Regions from separate parts of the Homo sapiens genome. Here region 1 is linked to region 2. A link is a contact called in ENCODE Hi-C or POLR2A ChIA-PET data. All regions are on one chromosome and are shown on one strand. The core of a region is the stretch at or near the end of the contact, and the rest is flanking DNA. Distances in the headings are between cores, read along the strand shown.

Region 1 (4,441 bases), core at 682-3,181, 62 kb before region 2:
CCAAGTGCCATGCATCTGGGTTTCCAGGGCCTTTTTTTTTTTTTTTTGGGGACAGAGTCTCGCTCTGTCACCGAGGCTGGAATGCAGTGGCACGATCTCAGCTCACTGCAACCTCCGCCTCCCAGGTTCAAGCGATTCTTCTGCCTCAGCCTCCCAAGTAGCTGGGACTACAGGCGCCCACCACCATGCCCGGCTGATTTGTGTATTTTTGGTAGAGATGGGGTTTCACTATGTTGGCCAGGCTGGTCTTGAACTCCTGACCTCGTGATCTGCCCACCTCAGCCTCCCAAAGTGCTAGGATTACAGGTGTGAGCCACCGTGCCCGGCAGGGGCCATTTTTTTTTTTAAAGGCCCAACTCATGGCGACTGAAACCACACAGACCTAACTGTGAGCAGAGGCAACCACCAGAATCCTCCCATTAAGAGGAGATTGAAAATCAGTGTGCAGCTCCAGTTGCCAGTCATGGCTGGCTTTATGTGGGGGACTGTTTATATTTCTGCTTCCTCCTTGTTCGCTGCAAAAGAAGAGTCCCCAGGCTTCATGTCTCTCCTGGCACCCTAGGGGGCATCCTCAGCTTGATCTGCTCTGTGCTTTGGTCAGTAGATGGGGGTTCGCCTTGGTTTTCCACCTGGAGAGACCCTGACTTGGGTTGGGCAAAGCTTCTTCCCCATGGTGTCTGAGAGTGGCACGTGAAGGGCAGTGCCAAGGGGTTCTTAGCTCAGCAAAGAGAAGCAGGTTACGTTTGCAGACACATGATCTGCTCCCTAAACTTCTTTGTGGGGAAACAGAAGCAGGAACCTGTGGGGCTGTTCCCATTCGTGTTCCCTGGTCCTGCGTGTTCTGTGGGTAAGCAGACGCCATTCCCCTGGGCCCAGCATCCCTGGGCGGTGTGTGCCCCATGGAGCCCTGACTGCTGATCTGGCCTCCAAATGGATGTTCAGATGGGGCGCAGAGGACCTCTGAGGAGTTGGCGAACAGATGCTGCAAAGCAGTCGTGAAGTTTTTCTTGACCCTAATGTTCACTGTTCCATGTATGCCCTAAGTGCAAACTCCATGCACACCCTCTTGATTCCTGAACAGCTCCTGCGTCTTGGGTAGCCCGAGTTTGACTTCTCAGTAAGTTCTTGAGTGAACCCCATGGCCACATGCTCGAGACCCTTCACTGGGACCGCAGCTCAATGGCTGCATTCTCCACAGATGCGACTAGGGACTCCTGCTGTCCTCTCCCAACCTCGCCACCGAACCTGCTGTGAAATGATCTATTTTCACAATCAAATTCAGTTCGATTTTGATTCTGAGAATTTCATGAGGCCCTGGAGAAATACTCTGAGGCTATGGTACATGTTACCACTCAAGGTCCTGTCTCACACGGAGGAGATATTGGCCGCCCGTTGCGGAGTCCGGATCCCACATCAGACACAGTTGTGCATGTTTATGCTTTTCATCCTTGCAGCCAGGCAGACTGAGAAATGGCAGGCAGTGTCACATGGCAGGAGCGTGGGCCTGACCCTGTCCAGCTCTGGGGCCTGAGACCTCTTTGCCCCACACCCCGCCCCCCTCCCCGCCACCGCCCTGCATCTCACCCTCTCCTCTGATCCTCACAGCAACTTCTCTAGCTAATGAGGTGGACAGAGCTTAACCTCACCATTGTGCCAGTGAGGAAATGGAGGTTGCACGTTTGCCCAAGGCCACGGGAGGCAGGAGGGTGGAAGCAAGGCCCGTCCTGTGCATGGTGATCTACTCTGGGTTTTCCCAAGCAGGGCCAGGAGCCCAGTGCTGTGTTAGCAAACGGGATCTCAAAAAACACAACAACAACAAAACGCGGCATCCTGACGTGTCGCCCTCGTAAATTCCTGTGCTGTAAAGACTCTCCTGTGGATAAGTTCAAGCCTCAGCAGTTTAACAGGCGGTTTGTGGAATTCCTAACTCGCACCACTGGTTCCGCCCAGGCTGGTCGCCAAGCCCCTGATGCCTGGGGCTTTCTTACCTCTAAATGGCCCACATCTGACTTCTCTCCTGGGTACAGCAGAGAATTCAACTGAGATAGCAGGAAGCATCGCACATGGACTGCTCTCCTGCCATCCTACCATTGTTAAAGCAGGGGCATCGGAAGCCAAGAACTCCTTGGGTTTTCCATGATGATCAGCTAGCTGCACGGTGGCTAGTGGCACCGTGGCTAGCTGCATGGTGGCTAGTTGCACCGTGGCTAGTGGCCTTATGCCTAGCTGCACTGTGGATAGCTGCACCGTGACTAGTGGCACCGTGGCTAGCTGCACCGTGGCTAGCGGCATTGTGGCTAGCTGCACTGTGGGTAGCTGCACCGTGGCTAGTGGCACTGTGGCTAGCTGCATCTTGGCTAGCTGCACCGTGGCCTGCAGTGCGGGCATGAGGCTCACACTGCCAGTGGCCGTCTGTTCTGCTTCCACACTGTTGTCCTTGTCCCCTGCAGGTGTCGGCACATCTGAAGCTTCAGGAGAAGGATGAAGGCAGAAGGGAAATGGTAAGTGGGTTGTTTGGTGCCCACAAGTGGTCCAGAAAGTGCATGACGTGCATGTGGAAGGTGTGCCTGCCGGGGCATTTTGGCATTGGCTTTTGTTTGTTGATTTGTTTTTGCCTTGCCTTCCGTGTGTGGGACAGGCAACATTTCAGGGAGTGCTGTGGCCTGCAGCAGCCAGAGGCCAAGAAAGGCAGATCTGGTGCACACGCTCATGGCTTTGATTCTCAGATTCAGGAGTCGGAATGTAATGTGAGGGACAACAGACTTGGCACTCATGGGGCCAGAAGATGCCAGCTTCAGGGTTAGACCAAGAGTGCTGCCCTTTTAGTGTTTAATATGATCGATATTAAATTTTTTATAAGACAATAACAATGAAGATGGTTAGTCATTCGTTTAAAAATAACCACCCTCCATCCACCTACACTTGCAAGAAGAAATTTAGTTCTTACATGTTATTAACCGGCCTCTTAAAAAAGAAAATAAATACGTTTCCAGGATGATGAAGACTTTCTAATCCCTTTAGCCATTTTTTTTTTGGCTTCCTAAACCCAGGGAGCAGGGACAGATGCAGGTGGGCAGAGCCAGGGGGAGCAGCAGAAAGCCACACAGAGGAAGGAGGCCACCAGCCTGGACTCACACACCCTCCACGGGAAACCCACTGTCCTCCTCTCCACTGCAGCTAGTGCTGGTGGGATTTTCAGTGTGAGATGGAATTTGGGGAAACCCCCCTTCTATAAGATTATCTTTCTCTCCTAACACCCTTAAAGGCTCACAGTCTGGCAGCAGCTGAGAGTGGGGTTTGCCGGGTTAGTGCCAATGGCTCGACATGGCCCTTTGTGTTCTGGTATAAAATGAAGTGATTGATGGGACAGAGTCAAACATACTGAGGAACAGTCATAGCAATTCTATTTCCGGCATTTCCCCCTCTCCGGTCATCTGTAATAGCTAATATTAAGTAAATGTAAACCACTTTGGTATGGAAAAAAAGAGTTGGACAACCTTAATGCTCCTCCTCCCCCATCAACTGTGCCCTTCAAAACTCAGGATTCAGCCCGTGTCACCGGGGCTGGGGGGTGAAATGCCCGGTGCAGGTGGAAAGAGCCTAATGTCTGAGAGAAGGAAAATGACTCTTTGTTGCTACAGAAAATGTTCTGTGTGGAATTCTTTTATTCTGAGATTGAAAAGAAAATGGATGAGTGGAAACCAAAAGAGAGAAAATGTGGAAATCACATGTGTTCCTGGCCCTTCATGGGGGCAGAAGACCCAGCCTTGTGAGTTTATTGTCTAGGCTGAAAGGCGAGAGCCCCCTCTGGATAGTGTTTTCTAAACAATGTAACGTAGACACCCCCCCACAACACACACACCACCTCCCAAGCCCGAGAATGTTACTTATACCAAGTTATGGAAGATGAGTGTTATGGCCTGAATTCCCCCCAAAAGATGATATGTTAAAGCCTACACCCCAGAAACCCAGAAATGGCTGTATTTGAAGATCGGGTCTTTACAGAAGTAATGAAGTTAAAATGGGGTCATATGGGTGGGCCTCAGTCCAGTCTAACTGTGTCCCTGTAAGAAGAGGAGAGGAGGACCCAGACACACCAAGGGATGGCCCCGTGAGGACACAGGGAGGAGGCGGCATCTGCCAGCCCAGGAGAGGGGCCTCAGGAACCAACCCTGCTGCCCTCGATCTCAGACTTTGGCCTCCAGAATTGAGGCGGGAGTTTCTGTTGTGGAAACCAGCCAGTGTGGGGGACTTCGTTACAGCAGTGAACGTAACAAACGAGAGCCTTAGTTCCAGGCACACAGAAGAACATGGAGAAAAGCAGGTGTCAGAGCTGAGTCTCGGCGAAGTCTCCCATGGGAGATGAACCCAAATCAACAGAACGGGGCCCTGGGATTGAGCCAGGGCGACCTTCACTCTCCCTGTCTGAGGTCAGTTTTGC
Region 2 (4,096 bases), core at 778-3,277:
CTAACAGTCCCAATGCTGCAAAAATTGTTTCAGACACTTAAAAACAAAGGAAAATGCACAAATTTATACAAAAATGTGAACTGAAAATGTGTCATAGACAAAAGTATAAGCACCAAAGTTATAAAACTCCTAGAAGAGAATATAATAGAACACGTCCGTGGCCTTGAATTAGGCAGAGATTTCTAGGTAGGAAACATAAAGTTTGAATCATAAAAGAAAAATGAGAAAAACTAGATTTCATCAAAATTAAAGATATTTTCTCTTTGAAAAATATTCTTAAGGAAATGAACGAAAAGGTAAGTCACAGACTAGGAGAAAATATTTGCACAAAATATATCTAGTAAAGGACTTGTATGCAGAATATATAAAGAATTTTACAACTCATTACAAAGAAGAAAAAGACACCTGAGTTAAAAAGTGTTGAAGATTTAGACAGATACTTTACCTGAGAAGATGTGTGAAAAATAAGCTCATGAAAAGATGTTCAACATCCTTAGTTACTAGTGAAATGTAAATTAAAATGAAAACAGGATATCACATTCCACACACCACAATGGCTAAAATGTAAAAGACTAGTAAACCAAGGATGTAGTAAGCATTTGCAAATCTCCTCCATTGTGGCTGGGGAGACAAAATGGCTCAATCCTTGGAAAACAATTTTTTCAGATTCTTATGAAGTTAAACATAACACCGTACTATCCAGAAATCCACTCATAGCTACACTTCCAAGAAAAAAGGCATTTCCTCAAGCATTTACCCAAATCCCTTCACATACATGTGCATAATTGTTCATAGTAACTTTACCCATAATAGTAAAAAGCTGGGAATAATCCAGATGTCATCACCTGGTAAATAGGTAAGCATATTGCAGTGTATCCTGCTGTGGAATACTACTCAGCAATGAAAAGGAACGAACCACCCTTCTGTGCAACAACCTGGAAGAATCTCAAAGAAAGCTGTGTGCTGTGTGAAAGAAAACAGACTTCAAAGACTGTGCACTGTCTGCACTGTGTGATTAAACTTACTTGAAATTCTAGAAGAAATGAAACTAAAGCAAAAAAACACAGATTCTTGGTTTTCTGGCGCTAGGGAGAGGCTATTGACAGCAAAGGGCACGACGGGATTTTCTTGGAGGGAATGAATGTTCTACATCTTGATTGTGGTAGTGTTTACACAGTTGTATACATTTGTCAAAACTCAATGAACTGATTCATTTAAAATGGGTGAGTTTTATTGTATGTGAATTATACCTCCGAGAAACTAATTTTTAAAAAAATCTCAAGGCATGAGCATTGCCATCATCAGCGTTACTAATGTGAACACAGTGAACTGATGAAATGACGGGGCAATTTGCAACGTGTGATAGGCACTGAGATCTCTCTCTGGACATCAGGAAGCTGCGTGTTGTCAGATGCCGAAGCCGAACCCACTTGCCCATTGGGCTGCAGGAAGGCTGAGAGTCTGTCCCCAGCATGGATAGCAGAGGGCGCTGTGGAGCATCATTAGCCTGTAGGGTTCTTTAGGGGAAAACACCTTAATGAGCCCTGTGCGCTCGGAAGGTTGAATAGAGGGCCCTTCCTTCCTCTAAGCCACATTTCTGGTTGCGCCACATTAAGTCAAACAATTATTAAGTGCTGAGCAGTCTTTGGATCACAGAAAACAAACACAGAGGCTGCAGCCACTGGGCCCTGTGGAAAACTGGCGGCCGTCCTGCGATGGTGTCAGCTCATCCGTGTCCGCGCTGCTGGAGGCCTGGCAGGAGCTGAGATCAGAGCCCTTCAGCGGGAGTGGGGCTACTCCTCCCTCCCCTGGTTTCCCTGGAAGCTGAGAAAGTTCCCAGGAAAGTGCTGAAAACCTCCCACCACTCTTTACACAGACCTGAGAGGGGGCTGAGGTGGGGGAAGCTCTGTTGCAGAGATGGGCTGACTCGGGGAATAGGCCGGTGGGGCGGGACAGATGCTGGAGGGACAGATGGGGCGTCAGAGGAGACAGAGGCTGTCAGGGAGCTGTGGTCCTGCACATGGGAACCAGTCCTTGCCCAGCCTGTCTGGAGGCCCCTGGGCTGCTGCTAGTTACTGAGAGGGCGCAGTGGCCAGGCTGCACCTCCCTGTGGCCTGGTCCCTCCACTAGCTGGAGGAAGGTGGGGCTGCTCCCTCCCAGCCAGTGCCGAGTGGCTGCAGACCCAGAAGACACACGCTGTATATATTCCTGCATGCATGGCCCTGAAATGGTGGCCTCATGGGTTGCAGTGTCCACGCTGCTTCCACAAGGAAGAAACGGCTGCTTGCTCCACGCCTGGGGGCCCCAAGGCTCAGGCATCCTTGCCGTGGCCCACCCAGCAAAGTGCAGCAAGAGGGAAGGCAACACGCCTGCCTATTTCACTGGCAAGGGCAGGCCCCCAGGGGTTTCTGGGAGAGGTACAATAGCAGAGTTCCAGCTTGGGGTGGGGATAGCTATGTGTCAGGACCACAGCATTAGCCAGGGCCACAGGCAGGTGAGGCAGAGGTAGGCAACCATGGAAGAGCCCCTGGGAGAGGAACCCCGATGTGCTTATGGAGGGGCTTGGTAGGCATTGGCCCTCCTGTGTGAGCAGGTGGAATGCTGAGGGTCTGATGGCCGGGTGCCCGCCACTGGGACAGTCACTGTGAGACAACCAGGACCACGTGTGTCTTCCCGGAAGAATGGGCCTAGGATATGAGGATGTGCATGTATGAACAATCATAGCAAGAACAGCTCTAAGCACATCCTAATTCAACTCATGAAGCCTCACCACAAACCCAGAAGGGAAGATGTTATGAATATCTGTACTTAGCATATGAGTAAAACTAGGGTCAAAAAGTCTACGTAACTTGTCCAAGGTCACACAGTGACCCTGAGAGAGAAATCGCTGTAGAGCCGAAGTGCGATAGATATTTTTGAGATCTGATTCACACACCCTCATTGCAGCCCCCTGACTCCAGTTAACTGCCCAGCATCCCATGGTGGGGGTCAGATTGGGCTTCTAAGGCAGGGTGGGTTGAGGGGGACATCACACTGGGGCTGGCCCCTGAAGCAATAGCTAGAGATATTCATGCGTGTACCACAACTCCAAACTATAGATAATGAATATAAAATGCATGTAATGAATATGCAGTCTATTCCCATTACATATTCTCTATTTGCAAATTCGCCTACTCACTAAAATTTATTGGTGACCCTAAATCAATACTTGGGGTGCTTTCAAGGTCGTTTGCAGAAACGTACAAAGTGGTGACAAATTTGAGTCACAGACATGCATATTCCCAACTGAAGTCACACAAGGCCTTTTTTATTTTTGAGATGGAGTCTTGCTCTTTTCGCCCAGGCTGGAGCGCAAATGTGCGCTCGCAGCTCACCACAACCTCTACCTCCACCACCCAGGTTCAAGCAATTCTCCTGGCTTGGCCTCCAGAGTAGCTGGGATTACAGGTGCCTGCCACCACACCTGGCTAACTTTTGTATTTTTAGTAAAGACAGGGTTTCATCGTGTTAGCCAGGATGGTCTCGATCTCCTGGCCTTGTGATCCGCCCGCCCCAGCCTCCCAAAGTGCTGGGATTACTGGCATGAGCCACCATGCCCAGCCACACAAGGCCTTCTTGCCTCAACCCATACTGTGAACTAATGTCCTTTTCTTGGTCTATGTAGTGCCACGTTTTTATGCCTGTTGTTGGTGATTTCCCATTTAAGATGCCCCCATGTGCCATAGTGAGGAGCTGTCTGGTGTCCTGGGTGTGAGGTGATATGCCTCTGGGGAAAACACCAGGGGCAGGGCAGCCTCACTGGGGCTGGGAGACAGGGTGCCGGCCTGGAGTTCAGCATTAATGTAACCACCGTGTGCACTCCACAAGGTGTCTACAGGAAACACCCTCGAGCCTGGCTACATATGGCTGGTTAATGAAATGCTCCCAGAAGCTTGCAGAAACCTGACCCTGTACTTCCCCAGGAGCGAGGGTTCCAGATTCACTAAGTCAGGGCTGGCAGCGACTTCATAGAGCTTAACTACATGAATGCCAGAACGTACTGTATAGATACCCACTATAAATCAGCACTAAAGTGCCTGTGCACATACAGCTGTGC

Evidence for each region. Hi-C counts contacts between places; a loop is a spot of excess contacts on that map. ChIA-PET counts read pairs that join two places held with the same protein, here RNA polymerase II (POLR2A). Pooled maps may share reads with other maps.
Region 1: a loop to region 2 is called in a pooled map of gastrocnemius medialis, with 2.0 times the contacts of the local background. The contact joins two enhancer-like sites. A Hi-C loop is called at or near these places in 1 of 168 maps with a recorded cell type or tissue (GM12878) and 3 of 50 pooled maps. POLR2A ChIA-PET finds 5 or more read pairs at or near these places in 2 of 52 experiments (HEK293T and WTC11).

The regions. Positions count from the first base shown.
Region 1 is chr21:42,274,445-42,278,885 of GRCh38, forward strand. It overlaps ABCG1 (ATP binding cassette subfamily G member 1), which reads left to right. Exons shown (of 15, transcript NM_016818.3): 5 at 2,451-2,501. Among named protein-coding and RNA genes, the nearest start is that of TFF3, 39 kb to the right of the region's middle. Within about 2 kb of position 1,932, at least 4 of the 41 ENCODE cell types and tissues checked have a DNase peak (open chromatin) inside an H3K27ac peak, as active enhancers do.
Region 2 is chr21:42,336,540-42,340,635 of GRCh38, forward strand. No RefSeq gene overlaps it. Among named protein-coding and RNA genes, the nearest start is that of TFF2, 12 kb to the right of the region's middle. RefSeq lists enhancers at 1,319-2,014, 2,520-2,649, 3,843-3,912. Within about 2 kb of position 2,028, at least 11 of the 41 ENCODE cell types and tissues checked have a DNase peak (open chromatin) inside an H3K27ac peak, as active enhancers do.